2 separate regions of the Homo sapiens genome follow, and region 2 is linked to region 1. A link is an interaction called in ENCODE POLR2A ChIA-PET data of the cell type or tissue named here. Cell type or tissue: Panc1. All regions are shown on one strand.

Region 1 (8,000 bases):
TCTGCCTCCATGGCTGGGCCCCAGCTTGGGGGTGGGGCTTTGTGGCCTGAGGCCCTTCTCACCCCACTCTCTCTGCCCCTACCCACAGGAGAAAGACAGCTGGAACCGAGTGGCCCGCACAGTGGACCGCCTCTGCCTGTTTGTGGTGACGCCTGTCATGGTGGTGGGCACAGCCTGGATCTTCCTGCAGGGCGTTTACAACCAGCCACCACCCCAGCCTTTTCCTGGGGACCCCTACTCCTACAACGTGCAGGACAAGCGCTTCATCTAGGGTGGGCCTGTTGGGGAGCCAGGAGACAGCAGGGTCTGAGAGAGGAGCCACAGTCCCTAATGACACCCACTCCTAGCCCTGAGGCTCGTGCCCCTCAGACTGGGGAAGAGTCCAAGGAAGGGAGGGAGCAGCCACTCCTCAATGCTCAATGGCTCCCCTGAAATCAAGACAGGGGCCACCCGAGATGGTCTGAGGGTGGACATCGGCTACAGTGGGTGGGCAGGACGATTTGGGGGGAGGCCCGAGGCTGGCTCAGGGGCCAGGGAGGAGGCCACTCAGGGTGGCCTCAGGGGGAGAGCTCTGATAGGGGTGAGACAGATAGGGCCCCTTCTCTGCTTCTCCTCCCCCAAGGTGTGGGGTAGAGCAGGCAGGAATCTGCGCCTTCACTCTCTGGCCCCTCCAGCCTCCCTCTTCCTACCTACCCTTCAACCTCAGGCTTCTGAGGCCTCACCTGGGACTGAGGTTGAGGACACCTCCCTCCCTCCAGACCCCAGAGTATCCTTTCCTAGCTCTTTCTGCCTTGACCTCTCTGCCTAGGTCCCTTTGGGAAGTTGAGGACTGGAGTGGAAAGGTCAGGATCGACATCCACAAAGACTTGGGGTCAGCCTGAGGTTGCACACACAATCCTAGAGGACCAGAACGCAGCACCTCTCCCCAAAGGGTCCCTGCCCCCCAGCACCTACTCCTCTCCAAATTAGGGTTGTCATGCATTATTTGGGGCATACATATTCTAAAAAATCATTCGTTGTTTCTCTGAAATTTGTCCCCTATTTTTATTTGCTAAATCTAGCAACCCTATCCCAAAGGCAGCCTCCACTCAATCTTATCCTGAGGGCCAAAGGCCAAGGCTGCAGGAATTGGGAGACAAGGGTCTGTTTGTATGGTGGTCCACCTCCAAGATGGCCCCAGTGATGCCCAGTATTCACACCCTTGTGCAGTCCCCTCACTCTGTACCAGGGTGGGTCTGGGTAACCAATAGAATGAGGCAGAAGTGATGGTACCTCACTTCCCAGATTTGGTTAGGAAAGACACTATGGCCTCTTTCTTGCTCATTAGCCCTCATTCTCACATCAGTTGGATCTCTCACTTTGGGGAAGCCAGCTGGCATGTTAAGGAGCCCTATGGAGAGGCCCACATGGCAAGGAACTAAGGCCTCCTGCCAACAGCCACGTGAGTGAATGTGGAAGTGGATCCTCTGCCCCAGTAGGGCCTTCGGATGAGATCACAGCCCAGTAGACATCTTATGTGCAGCCCCATGAAAGTCCCTAAGCCAGAACCACCAGCTAAGTGACTCCTGGATTCCTGACCCCCAGAAACTGTGTGAGATAATAAATGTGTGTTGTTTTAAGTGACAACGTTTTGGTGTCATTTGTTACACCAGCAATGTGACCTTGAGTGAGCTGCTCCTCATCTCACTCCTCACCTTCCATCTTCTAATCTGCAAAATGTGTGTCTAGTAAGTCCTAGTCATGGGGTGTTGTGAAAATTGAATTTCTAGTAGGAGCATTTTCATGTGACCTGCACATTTAATGGGTGGTGATTTAACCCATTTCCCTCAGGGGGGAATTGGTGACCTCATTAACTCAGATATACAGAAGGTGAGATTTTTAATGTTTAGATGTAACCAAGGAAAAAGAAAAACCATTTAAAACCAAAACTGACCCTAGTAACTTCTGCCTTCCAGCATGAACTATTCACAAAATTCAAGGTACAAATCTTTAATTGTCCTGTCTAAATAGGAAAGCCAGTTTGTTCTCACACCTGTCAGGTGAGCAGGAAATCTGAGACTTCCCCAGGAATAGCCCATCAACTCAGGGAGGGTCCGTCTTGTGCACAGAGAGTCTAGGGCCCTCAGCCACAGTCTTTGCTTCTCTCTGCCTCATGGTGGCGCTGCTGGCAGCAGGTCTTGGTTCAACCACCAGGTGAGTCCTCAGTTCTATTAGGCCCTGCTCAAGTGGCTGTGGACTTCCAGAGAAGACAACCCCAAAATGTCACACAAAACCGGGGGGGTGCCTCCTGCACAGGCTCCCAGGGTCACCACAGTTTCCACCAGAGGCACCCACTCCCCCAGCACGGTGGTGCTGTCAGGACTGGTCCACTCTGACTGACATAGAACTCCATCTTCTGTCCCCAGGAAGCCATGCTCACAGGCACAGCTTTCCGGGAAGCCAGAGAGTGTTCCTTACTCTCTCCAGACCAACAGGGCTACCCTCTCTCTTTCAATGGACAGTGAATCAGTAATACACTGGCCTGCAAGGAACAGAAAGCTGAAGGAATTGTAGCTTAAACACATAAGGTTTCCTTTTTCTCACATAGTAATAATAGGGAGGCGGAGGTGATCATGTTGGCTCGGCTGTCTAACAAAGCTATCAGGGACCCAGGCATTTTGCCATCTGCCCAGCCCTGCCTCCATGGCAAGTTGGCTTCTGTCCTCAGACCTGTTGGCCCCAGTTTGTGAGCTGACAGCCACAGCTGCACACTTAGCACCTATGTTCAGGCAGAAAAGGGCCAGCCATTTCTGACCCCTTTCATCAAGAAGCAAAACTTTTCCATAGGCCGGGCACAGTGGCTCACGCCTGTAATCACAGCACTTTGGGAGGCTGAGGCGGCTGGATCACCTAAGGTCAAGAGTTCAAGACCAGCCTGACGAACATGGTGAAACCCCCTCTCTACTAAAAATACAAAAATTAGATGGGCTTGGTGGCGCCCGCCTGTAATCCCAGCTACTCAGGCGGCTGAGGCAAGAGAATCGCTTGAACCCAGGAGGCAGAGGTTGCAGTGAGCCGAGATCAAGTCATTGTACTCCAGCCTTGGCGACAAGAGTGAAACTCCAACTCAAAGAAAAAAAAAAAAACAACTTTTCCATAAAGCTCCAGTAGACATCCCGCAGGTCAAAACATCACATGGCTAGCCTATCTGAAGGGAGACTAGGAAATGAGTATCTTGCTCTACCAGCCATTATAACAGAGGGTGGCAAAGGAGAAGTAGTGTTAGACAATTCTACAGATGATTTTCTCTGAATGGGTCCTGTCCCTGCACACGTAACCCCTGCAAGAAACTTCCATTCCTCATTGATGATTTACCCTTCGGAGAACACCAAGAAGGCTTCTAGGCCATCTCTCCCAGAGCAGAGAAAGGGAGAAAACAGGAGGGTGGAGGGTAGGGGATGCAGGGACAGGTGGTCCACTGTTTGGCAGTGCTTCCTGATCATGGAGGCCATTGAATTTGGTAAAATGTGGGCATGGAGGAGAGTAAAGAGGTGGAGAGAAACTGGTCTGCAAAAGAGGATAAGAAAACTGCATCTAGGGGGACCAGAGGGCAAAATGGAAAGGCAAGGCTCTCAGAAGTGAGAAGGAAACGAGGGCTTTGTAAATTCCAGGAAAAGTGGGCCACACAGAGAGAAGCTCAGTGGGGGGGATGCCCAGGGAGGGGGAAGCTCAGGAAGGGGGAAGCTCAGGGAGGAGGAAGCTCAGAGAGGAGGAAGCTCAGGGAAAGGGAAGCCCAGTGAGGGGGAAGCTTAGGGAGGGAGAAGCTCAGGGAGGGGGAAGCTCTGGGAGGAGGAAGCTCAGGGAAAGGGAAGCCCAGTGAGGGGGAAGGTCAGCGAGGGGGAAGTTCAGGGAGAGGGATGCTGAGTGAGGGGGATGCCGAGTGAGGGGGAGGCCGAGTGAGGGGGATGCCCAGTGAGGGGGATGCCCAGTGGCAGGCCAAGATGGGTGGATCACTTGAGTTCAGGAGTTCCAAGACTGGCCTGGCCAACATGGTGAAACCCCGTCTCTACTAAAAATACAAAAAAGAAAAAAGAAGAAGAAGAAGAAAAATTAGCCAGGCGTGTTGGCGCATGCCAGTAGTCCCAGCTACTCAGAAGGCTGAAGTAGAAGAATCAAGGTGGAGGTTGTAGTGAGCCAAGATCGCACCACTGCACTCCAGCAAAAAACAAACAAACAAACAAACACAAAAACCCTCACATGCCTACCCAACAGCCTTCACACCCACCCAAATCCTGACTCCCTGGAGGGAGTAGGAGGCAGTCCACCTCAGCCCTCTCTGGAGCCGCTGTCAGGTTCCTCGGCGACCTGCCTTCCCTACCACACCCAGCTGGCCCTGGCTGTCCTTGCCCCCCATGTGGAACATGGAGGTGAGGCTGGGACAACTGAGCCCGAGTTGGGGCTGGAAGGTGGATGTCTCTTTTGGGGCAGACGGGGCCCCTGTCTCCCCTCTCCAGCCCAGGTAACCTGAGCCCAGCATTGTGTCCATCCTGGAACAGCTGACAACGCTGTGGTCAGACAGCTGGTGGGGCTGGGCCAGGCTGGCCGGGCTGGCTGGGCTGGCTGGGGTGGGAGTGTAGGCTGTTATATGACACCCAGAGCCCATCTCTCTCTGCCCCAGACCTTGGAGCTGTTGTCCCACCCCTGTCACTGCAGAGAGCTGAGGCACCATGCATGGGGGCCAGGGGCCGCTGCTCCTCCTGCTGCTGCTGGCTGTCTGCCTGGGTGGGACACAAAGGAATCTCAGCCTGGGGAGTCCCAGAGCTGGGGTCCACAGCCTCAGGGGATGGAGGGTCTGAGGGGTATTGGGGCCTGCCCTGGACCCAGTTCCCTGAGTCCCCACTTCACACCCCCAGGGCCTCCCCGCTCTTTCCACCTCCAAGCTCCTGCTAGGCTCACGCCTGTCTATTGCAGGGGCCCAGGGCCGGAACCAGGAGGAGCGCCTGCTCGCAGACCTGATGCAAAACTACGACCCCAACCTGCGGCCCGCGGAACGAGACTCGGATGTGGTCAATGTCAGCCTGAAGCTAACCCTCACCAACCTCATCTCCCTGGTAAGCCGCAGGACGGAGGAGGGGTCAGCGCACCACGCCCTGGGACCTGCTGGGGATAGCATGGGGTGGCTCCAGCCACCAAGAGGTTGGAGGGCCCTAAATCGGACAGGCTGGGGTCTGGAAAACCCCCATGGTTGTGGGGGGAGTACTATCAAGAGGCTGGGGGATGCTTGGCCCCATTGGTGGCCTGTGGGGACTGGCACTGAAGTCGGGGGCTGAGCCCTCCATACTACACCCTTGCACCCCCAGAACGAGCGAGAGGAAGCCCTCACCACCAATGTCTGGATAGAGATGGTAAGAGGCCACCCTGCCACCCTCCTTCCATCAGGGGTCCCACCCCACCACCCCAAGGCCTCCTGAGAGTTGCCTGCCCCGTTCCTGCCTCTTCTGTCCTCTTGGGCTGGATGCCCACTCCTAGGGCTGTGGTGCAGCAGAGGGCAGAGGCCTAGCAACTGCCCCTCCCCCTGCAGCAGTGGTGCGACTATCGCCTGCGCTGGGATCCGCGAGACTACGAAGGCCTGTGGGTGCTGAGGGTGCCGTCCACCATGGTGTGGCGGCCGGATATCGTGCTGGAGAACAAGTGAGGAGGGGGTGCAGGCAGGGGTGTGGGGGACAAAGGACACAGGGTCTGGGCCCAGCAGAACAAGGCACTCTGGGAAAAGAGAAAGATGAGCAGAGGGTGCAAATCGGGCACCTGTGGGGCTAGGGAAGAACTGGATGGAGCAGGTGCCGAGGGCAGGGCCCTGGGTATGCCCTCTGACCCCAGGGCCAGCAGAGCAGACCCTACGCCAGGCTCCATCTCCTCTGGGCTGGGCCACCTGGGTGGGCTGCTCCCTTCCCTGTAACATGGGGCCGCTGACGGGTCCTATAGAAGCTGGCGAGAGTCAACAAGACAGGCATGAAAAGTGCATCACTCGGGGGCTGGCACATGGTGTGGGCTTAACACATTAGTCGCTATTATGACTATTATTATTATTATTATTATTATGATTAAAACAAGAGAGAGTAAGATAAGCAGAAATTAGGAGGTGGTGCCTGAGGAAGTCTGTCTGGGGCGGGGGGTGGCAGGAGGATTGCTGGGGGGACCTAGTGGTCCGGGTGGGAACCAGTCAGGGGGTGACAGGCTGGTAGGGACTGGTGTCCCCAGGCCCCTATCCACATGGGGCACAGGGGCTGGTCTGGGGCTGGGGTGTCGGGGGCTGAGCCCACAGCCTCGTGGCCTGGCCTGTTCTGTGCATACAGCGTGGACGGTGTCTTCGAGGTGGCCCTCTACTGCAATGTGCTCGTGTCCCCTGACGGCTGTATCTACTGGCTGCCGCCTGCCATCTTCCGTTCCGCCTGCTCTATCTCAGTCACCTACTTCCCCTTCGACTGGCAGAACTGCTCCCTTATCTTCCAGTGAGGCCATTTATTGGGGAGGATTAAGAGAGCTGCTCTCAGAGGGGCCTGGGCAGTGGTGGGGTAAGGCCTGGGCAAGGCTTCTGGCCTTGGCTCTGGCAGCACCTAGAGGCCTGGCTCCATCTCCCCTGGGCCTCTGTGCCCATCTCAGGCTAAGACACCTGAAGGTGCCCAAGCTCTCCCTGCTAAGCCCGAGTCCCCTCACTCATCCTTTACTGCCTCAGTTTCCTCACCTGTGCTCCAAGGGGAGACATTCACGCCTGGGGTGCGTGGGTGAGAAGGCACACATGCACACAAGATGCGTGTCTGCGCACACACGAAACCACTGCACACTCCAGGCCCACAGGGAGGCAGGGCTGTCCTGTGAGAGAGGGGCCCTGGCAGGGAATCCAGCGGAAGCATGTATGCAACCAAGCCACCCCTGGGGGTCTCTGGGTCTGTTTCCTCAAACCTAAGTGTGGGGAGGAGGGCCCGGGGGAGGGTTCTCCTGTACCTTAGAGGAGCAGTCTTTCCATGAGCAAACCTGGCAGGGAGACTCCCCTCTGTAGACACGGGGGTCCTCCTGAGGTAGGCATGTGTTTTCTACATTGCCATCATCAGCCCCTCCTGCCAGACAGCAGTGGGAGAGACAAATGCAGAGTGACCCTGGGCCCATCAGCCAGGTGAGGGCCCTGCAGCCTCCTGGGCCTTCAACTCCATCTTCCTGACCCCAAAGAGCCCTAGGTCCTCCTGCTCTCCATATCTCGCCAGTGGGGTTTTATAGAGAACTCAGAAGCGTGGGGCTGCATTTTGTTGAAGAAAAGCTGCCCACACTTGTCCCCAGAAGGTCATCCCCATGCAGTCGTGGCAGGTCCACCCGCTCACATTTAGCCTCTTTCCTCGGTGACTCCCAGGTCCCAGACTTACAGCACCAATGAGATTGATCTGCAGCTGAGTCAGGAAGATGGCCAGACCATCGAGTGGATTTTCATTGACCCTGAGGCCTTCACAGGTAACCCCCACCCAAGGGCTCCCCAGGCAGCCTCATCCAGGGCTCCTGCTGGACCCAGCTGTGGTCAAGGCTGGACCAAGGTCAAATCCCTCCCATGTAACTCAAAATGAAAACTACAGCAAACCATAAAATATGCTTTTTAAAACGTCCAACAAAGCTCTGACTTTCCTCATGATAATGTCTCCAATTTTAGAAGAGGCTCGAGCATCCAATCTCCCACCCCACTTCTGTCCCTCAAGGGTGCCTCCCCTGCTGGTGCTCCTTAGGGCACATGCTGCCCTTGCAGCTGGGTCACTCGGCTGCAGGGATCTGCCTAGCTCACGCTTCTTGTGCCCACTCCTGCCTGCCTGCCTGCCCGCAGAGAATGGGGAGTGGGCCATCCAGCACCGACCAGCCAAGATGCTCCTGGACCCAGCGGCGCCAGCCCAGGAAGCAGGCCACCAGAAGGTGGTGTTCTACCTGCTCATCCAGCGCAAGCCCCTCTTCTACGTCATCAACATCATCGCCCCCTGTGTGCTCAT
Region 2 (8,000 bases), 88 kb after region 1:
GACACAATCCATCCTCCCACTTCAGTCTCCCAAAGTGCTGGGATTACTGGTGTGAGTCACGGCACCCGGCCTAGAAAATTTTCAATTCAAAATTACAAATGAAATTGCTCATTCTGAGGCCGGGTATTGTGGCTCATGCCTGTAATCCTAGCACTTTGGGAGGCCGAGGCGGGTGGATCACCTGAAGCCAGGAGTTCGAGACCAGCCTGGCCAACACAGTGAAACCGCGTCTCTACTAAAAATACAAAAATTAGCCAGGTGTGGTGGCAGGTGCCTGTAATCCCAGCTTCTCAGGAGGCAGAGACAGGAGAATCGCTTGAACCCGAGAGGCAGAGGTTGTAAGTGAGCCAAGATTATGCCATTGCACTCCAGCCTGGGCGACAGAGTGAGTCTCTGTCCAAAAAAAAAAAAAAAAAAAAAGAAGAAGAAGAAGAAGAAGAAGAAAGAAAGAAAGAAAAAAAAGAAATAGCTCATTCTATTTCTGTTGGACAGCGCTGTCTTCGACCAGTCCTTCCTGCCTGCGTGAGTGAAGGGAGGACAAGTGGGCAGAGGGCTGAGCTCCTTCAGAGGAAAGCATTGCCTCCTGGCCCCCCAGGTGAGAGCTGTGTGCAGGCCTGTGCAGAGAAGGGGAAGAGAGAGCAGAATCGCCCCAGGGGCCAGAACCAAGAGTTGACCGACCAGATGTAGGGGCAGACAGCTGGGAGGATGGAGCTTCCTAGGGCGGTGCCAGCCCCTGAAGGGCATGGGTGGGGACAAGATGGGGCCAGGTGGGTCATCTTCTTATAGCCATGCCCAGGGCTGTGGGGGTGGGGTCTGCTCTCCCTCCCTGCAGCCGTTTAGGACTCATAGGTTTTTTGCTGCTCCTGTCGGGTGAGGAATAAGACTGATGTTTTCTTTATTTTGGAATCCTTTGTTGTTCTCTTGATTCTCTGAGCCTGTGGGGAGCTGAGCCTACCCAGGGAACCCAGGTCTTTGCTAATCAGCCCCCTGGGGGTGCTCCCTATCAAGTCCCTAAAGTCCCCCAGCCCCAGCTTGCCCCCCAGACCACAGACATGGATGACAGGAGCCACAGGGGGCTTTGGGAACCAGGCCTCACCTGGGGGTTAGAGCCTGTGGGTCTGGCTTGGCGCCTGGAGTCTAAGTTTAAAAGCTCCCCTATTCTTGATGCCTGATTCTCTGATTCTCTGCCAGGAATTTCTCCAGCAGCTGTGCCAACACAGGGGCTCCAGGGCCTATGCCAGGGGGCACCCTTGTGTCTGGCTTGCTGGGATTCATTTACACAGTCTGTGCTAATAAAAGAGATGGGGAGAACCGCATTTAGCTAGTGCCTGGGGGCTATCCACTGGGCACTGGCAGCCAAGCCGGGGAAAGTTGTGTGAATCACTTTAAGGGTTTCCCAAATGTAAACAAAGGCTTGAAACTTGCCCTTGAGGAGACATCCCTGGAGGAAAGGTGAAGTCATTGAGGGCTATCTAGAAACATCTATAGGGAAAGAATTAGAGGAAAGGACACAATTGCCAGAAGATGCTGGCAAAAAAGGAGGAGCTCCACGCTTACAGCCTCTGTTTTTCAGTTCTAGCCCTCAATTCACTGTTAGACCCCCTCACTTTCTGCTGGTCATGATTTAAATGTCACCGACTCCATGATGCCCCTCCTGGTCATTTTACCTAAAATTACAACTTGCCCCACCACTCCCGACACACTTTTCTTAGATGCTTTTCTGACTTATTTTTATCTTAGTACTTATCATCCAAGCTAGATTTTTATTTATTTTGTTGACTATCTGTTTCCCCCATTAGAATGTGGGCCATAAAGGCAGGGATTTTGTATTATTTTGCTGGTACTGGGTTCATATTTGTTTGTTTGTTTTTTGAGACAAAGTCTCACTCTGTCGCCCAGGCTGGAGTGCAGTGGCGCAATCACAGCTCACTGCGGCTTTGATCTCTTAGGCTCAAGCAATCCTCCCACCTCAGCCTCCGGAGTAGCTGGGACTACAGGAACGCACCACCATGCCTGGCTAATTTAAACATTTTTTTTTTTTTTTGGCAGAGATGGGATCTCGCTATGTTGCCCAGGACTGGTCTTGAACTCCTAGGCTCAAACAATCCTCCGACATTGGCCTCCCAAAGTGCAGGGCAAGCCACCGTACCCGGTCTGACTTCCTATTTGTTGATTGAAGCAATATATGCATGCCTGAATATATGAGATTTTTCAACTTCCAACCCAAAAGCCGCTTAGGATGGGAGTCTACCCTCTGCTCTTTGCAATACTGTGTAGATAACAAAATATAGAAATGACCTTGAATGTCCACCAACAGGGACAGGTTAGTTAACGGATGCTACACACAGAGAACAGAATACTCAGCTGCCAGTAAAAGAAATAAGGTAGATTAATGATTCCTCAAAGTGCTCCACATACCTCTGAGAACCATTTTCATAATACTAAGACAGTATTTGCCTTTTTCAATGTGTTGACATTTGTACCCATGATGCGAAAGGAATGGTGGGTAAACCTGACATCACCTTAGCCTGAATTAAGGCAGTGGCATCAAACTATACCAGGAGTTATTGTACTCTTCACCATCATACACTCCTCATTTAAAAAAAAATTAATTGCATTTAAGAATGTCCTTGAGGCTGGACGTGGTGACTCACACCTGTAATCCCAGCATTTTGGGAGGCTGCGGCGGGAGGATTGCTTGAGCTCAAGGTTCCAGATCAACCTAGGCAACATGGCAAGACCACGTCTCTACAAAAATACAAAAATTAGCCAGGTTGGTGGCATGTACCTGTCTGTAGTCCCAGCTACTTGGGAGGCTAAGGTAGGAGGATTGCTTGATCCCGGGAGGTTGAGGCTGCAGTGAGCCATGATCACAACACCGCACTCCAGCCTGGGTGACAGAACAAGACCTTGTGTCCAAAAAAAGAAAAAAATATATATATATCCTTGATGAAGCAGGAAAATAGTTTTTAATTTTATTAAATTTTGAGGCTGGGCATGTTGGCTCACGCTTGCAATCCCAGCACTTTGGGAGGCTGAGGCAGGCGGATCACTTGAGATCAGGAGTTCAAGACCAGCCTGGCCAACATGGTGAAACCTCACCTCTATAAAAAATACAAAAAAATTAGCTGGGCGTGGTGGTGCATGCCTATAATCCCAGCTACTCTGGAAGCTGAGGCATGAGAATTGCTTGAACCCGGGAGGTGGAGGTTGCAGTGAGCCAATATTGAGCCACTGCACCCCAGCTTGGGTGACAGAATGATAACTTGCCTAAAATTAATTAATTAATTTATTTATTTATAAATTTTGATCCTTAAGTACACACCTTTTTAATATTTGGTGTAATGGATGGAAAGTGAACATAAAGCCCTTCTGCTGCAGATGAAAGTCTGTTAGTCATCTTGAGAAAAGCATTTGTGCTGTTGTTTGTGAGCTGAACTAGCTCCCCTTTCAGGAAACATGAATTTTGCCTGGAAGCACAGCTGACAATCCATGGCTATTCACAGTTGGGTATTCAGAGACACTGTCTAGAACAATGAACAAAGTGAGCCTGTCACTTCAAGGTAAACAATTGATAGTACTTTCCAATAACAATAAAATGTGAGCTTCAGAGAAAAACTAGAATTTTGGGCCGAGCATGATGGCTCTTGCCTGTAATCCCAGCACTTTGGGAGGTCAAGGCAGGAGAATCACTTGAGCCCCAAGTTCAAGACCAGCCTGGGCAACATAGTGAGATCCTGTCTCTCTCTCTCTCTCTCTCTCTATATATATATATATATATATATATATATTTTTTTTTTTTTTTAATTAGCCAGTTGTGGTGGCACACACCTGTAGTCCCAGCTACTAGGGAGGCTGAGGTAGGAGGATCACTTAACCCCAGGAGTTTGAGGCTGCAGTGAGCTATGATTGTGCCATTGTACTCTAGCCTTTGTGACAGAATGAAACCCTGTCTTAAAAAAACACAAACAGAAAAAAAAAAAAAACTAGAATTTTGGAAAACTTTAATATCATGTAAGTAAAATATGTCAACATAGCCAATGGTACAAAAATATGCATAGGTCATGGATCTTAAATGTGCAAGACAGAGCAACAGATTTTTCTGAAACAGAGTACGTAAAGTTTGTTCATGTACTTTCAGTTTCCACATTGCAACTAAACCTCAAGAAATCACTACTTGCCTAAGCTTTGGTGTCATATCAAAGAAGAATATCCACCATTATCTGAAAAGCCTATTAAATGACACCTCCCTTTTTTCAGCTATATATCCAACTGTATTTCCAGCGACCTGTGGAAGATTGGATTTTCTTCATATACTTCAAACAAAACAAATTGCAACAAATCAAATGCAGGAGCAGATGTGATATCTAACTATCTTCTATTAAGCCAGATGTAGAAGACATTTGCAAAAGAAATTTTTGCAAATGTCTTCTATATTTGCAAAAGATACTTGCAAAAATGTAAAACAATGCCTCTCTTCTCTCTTCTTATCAATGTTATTTATGTTAATATGTAATGGCTTATTATTATATTATTTTTAAACTAAGATTTATGGAGATATAATTCACTTATCATAAAACTCATCCTTTTTTTGTTTGTTATTTTTTTGTAAAACTAATCATTTTGAAGTGTACAATTCAGTGGTTTTTGGTGTATTTCCAGAGTTGTAAAACCATCGTCACTATCTAATGTTAGAATATTTACAATTTAATGAGGCACGGCAGGAAGAAACATGGAATGAAGACTCTGCACCAAAATGAAGTGCTTAACAATGTTTTATTTATTTACATTTATTTATTTATTTGAGATGGAGTCTCACTCTGTCGCCCAGGTTGGAGTACAGTGACGTGATCTCGGCTTACTGCAACCTCTGCCTCCCAGGTTCAAGTGATTCTCCTGCCTCAGCCTCCTGAGTAGCTGGGATTACAGGCACCTGCCACCAAGGCCAGCTAATTTTTGTATGTTTAGTAGAGACGGGGTTTCACCGTGTTGGCCAGGCTGGTCTTGAACTCTTGACCTCAGATGATCTACCTACCTTGACCTCCCAAAGTGCTGGGATTACACATGTGAGCCACTGTGCCTGGCCATGACATGAAATGCTTAACAATGTTTATAAAAGTCAAAACCTTTTGCTCTAAAACAAATCAAAATCCTGAAATTTTGACTTGTTCAAGAAAGAAGTTGACAATCCAAAAACAAGTGGGAGGGAATACCTCTAGGGATGAAAGCAGCCCTGGGGTTTTGCTCTTCCCTTTCTGGAATTTAGTTCATTCTGACTTCTTTGTGACTTGCAGATCAGACTTTCCCACAGGACTCAGAGGCCCGTACTGACCTATCGGGGCTGAAAGAGAAATCTTTTCTTGTCCAGATGCCACAGAAATGGACTCAATTCCGCAGGGATTTGAGACTCAAATCTCCATTCTGACTCAATTCTGCAGGGATTTTCAGAGGGCGGGCAGGCAGATTATAACATCCAAAAAATGGCCACAATTTCTCCCTGGAGAGGTAGGGGTCTATGATCCCTCTCCTCGAACTATGCTCCCTCCCCTTTGTCACTGGCTTGGCCTATAGAGTTCAGCTATGTGACTTCTGAGGCTACATCACAAAAGGTGATACAGCTGCTACCGGACTCTCCCTCTTGGAAAGCCTACCCTTGGAGCCTAGTGACCATGTTGAGAGGAAGCCCAGGCCACGTGGAGAGGCCACGTGTGGGTGTTTCAGCCAACAGCCCCAGTGAAGGGCCCAGCTGGAGCCGGCACGGATCCTGGGACATGTGAGGGAGGGAGTCTGCAGGTGGTTCTTGCCTCCAGCCTTAGCACAGCCCCCTGCTTTTGATAAGTGTATTAGAGCAGAGATTTCCCCACAAAACTCTGCCCAAATTGGACATCTGTGAGCAAAATAAATGTTTGAAGCCGCTACCTTCAGGGATGGTTTGTTACACAGCAATAGAACTGAACAAGAAGTCTTGGAGTGAAAACAATGATTTTATTTTCCCTGGGAAAGGCAGAACCTCCTTTGGCCACCCCAGAATGTTAGTGAAATAAATGAGCTCATGGGATGACACAGACAAAACATTTTCAGCTGCTCTACAGCAAAACATCCGCCCTCCATTCTTCTTCACTATAAACAAGAAGTTTCATTTTCTGATTACAGTTTTATACATTCATTGTAGGAAATTCAGAAAAATGAGATTTTCTTTTTCTTTTTTTTTTCATATGGAGTCTCACTCTGTCTCCCAGGCTGGAGTGCAGTGGTGCCATCTTGGCTCACTGCAACCTCCGCCTCCCGAGTTCAAGCGATTCTTCTGCCTCAGCCTCCCGAGTACCTGGGACTACAGGTGCGTGTCACCACGCCCGGCTAACGGTTGTATTTTTAGTAGAGATGGGGTTTCACCATGTTGGCCAGGCTGGTCTCGAACTCCTGACCTCAGGTGATCCACCCGCCTCGGCCTCCCAAAGTGCTGGGATTATAGGCATGAGCCACCACGCCCGGCCAAAAAAAAATGAGAATTTAAAAAATGAAAATGAAAATTATCTGGACTCTTAGCATTTATAACTGTTAATAATTTGCCCCCTTTAGTTTTTTTTTTCCATATATAGATATTTGTTTTACAAAACATGGGTCATATTTGTACAGTAAGATTGATATTGGCCCATGATTCAACAAGCATGTTTTTTGTTTGTTTGTTTGTTTGTTTGAGACAGGGTCTCTGTCGCCCAGGCTGGAGTGCAATGGCTCGATCTTGGCTCACTGCAATCTCCACCTCCCAGGTTCAAGCGATTCTCCCACCTCTGCCTCCCAGGTAGCTGGGACTACAGGCACATGCCACCATGTCCAGCTAATTTTTGTGTTTTTAGTAGAGGCGGGCTGTCACCATGTTGTCTAGGCTGGTCTTGCACTCCTCACCTCAAATGTTCCACCTGCCTCAGCCTCCCAAAGTGCTGGGATTATAGGTGTGAGCCACCACAGCCGGCCCAGCAAGCATGTTTGAGTCTTTGTCAGGTGCCCGACTGGACATCGGAAAAGAGGAGAAGGAGAACAGGCTTTGGGCTGTGGCCGTAACGGTGACCACCTGGAATTGTCACTAGTGAGATACTAACACTTCATTCTGAGGGGTGGCCAGGTGTTGCCTGGTGAATACTGTGGGCCTGTGCTATTTTCCCTCAGGGGCGGGACATAGCTCAGAGGGCGTTCTGTCTAGGCTGGGTGCCTGGTGGACACAGCCCTCAATCTTTGCCCCTTGCAGATGATGTGCCTTTTGAGAGGCACCAGGTGACTGCTCACAGTATGCAAGCGCATTATCTAAAAGCACTCCCTCATTTGGAAACACTTCAATGAAAAAGTGAAATTTTGTTCACAATCCACTCCCATTAATTTCAGAATTTTCAAGGCTGGGCACCGTGGCTCACCCCTGTAATCCCAGCACTTTGGGAGGCCTAGGCAAATAGGATCAATTGAGCCCAGGAGTTCAAGACCTGCCTGGGCAACATAGAGAGATCTCATCTCTATTAAAAAAAAAAAAAAAAGAAAGAAAGAAAAGAAAAAAAGTCATTTTTAATTTAAAAAATTTTCAACATTATATTCATAAATAAAAAGAGCTGTTAGATTTTTTTAACACTAACTGTTGTAAATTTCAGCATGTAAAAAATGGTTTAAAAATTCTATTACTGGCCGGGCACAGTAGCTCATGCCTGTAATCCTAGCACTTTGGGAAGCCAAGACAGGTGGATTCCTTGGGGCCAGGAGTTCAAAACCAGCCTGGCCAACATGGTGAAACCCCGTCTCTACTAAAAATATAAAATATTAGCTGGGCTTGGTGGTGGGTGCCTGTAATCCCAGCTACTTGGGAGGCTGAGGCAGGTGAATCGCTTGAACCTGGGAGGCAGAGGTTGCAGTGAGCCGAGATCGCACCACTGCACTTCAGCCTGGGCAACAAGAGCAAAACTCCGTCTTAAAAAAAAAATTGTATTACCTACTCATGCAAAGTTTCTCTCTCTCTC

The links. Peaks named below come from ENCODE experiments on the same cell type or tissue, not always from the same donor. Only the 100,000 strongest peaks of a DNase experiment are listed, where the experiment ranks them.
Region 2: POLR2A ChIA-PET joins it to region 1 with 10 read pairs; 4 of 35 experiments call an interaction of 5 or more read pairs at or near these places.

What each region holds. Positions count from the first base shown.
Region 1 is chr2:232,535,042-232,543,041 of GRCh38, forward strand. It overlaps CHRND (cholinergic receptor nicotinic delta subunit), which reads left to right. Exons shown (of 12, transcript NM_000751.3): 12 at 89-1,623. The coding sequence ends at 271. CHRNG (cholinergic receptor nicotinic gamma subunit) reads left to right here and starts at 4,651. Exons shown (of 12, transcript NM_005199.5): 1 at 4,651-4,761; 2 at 4,951-5,090; 3 at 5,340-5,384; 4 at 5,561-5,670; 5 at 6,333-6,488; 6 at 7,382-7,479; 7 at 7,841-8,000. The coding sequence starts at 4,707. RefSeq lists enhancers at 124-643, 6,473-6,532. In Panc1, no CTCF peak of the experiment used is centred here; no DNase peak of the experiment used is centred here.
Region 2 is chr2:232,623,275-232,631,274 of GRCh38, forward strand. It overlaps a transcript of EFHD1 not described here. Among named protein-coding and RNA genes, the nearest start is that of EFHD1, 6.3 kb to the right of the region's middle. In Panc1, no CTCF peak of the experiment used is centred here; no DNase peak of the experiment used is centred here; H3K27ac peaks cover 1,438 bases.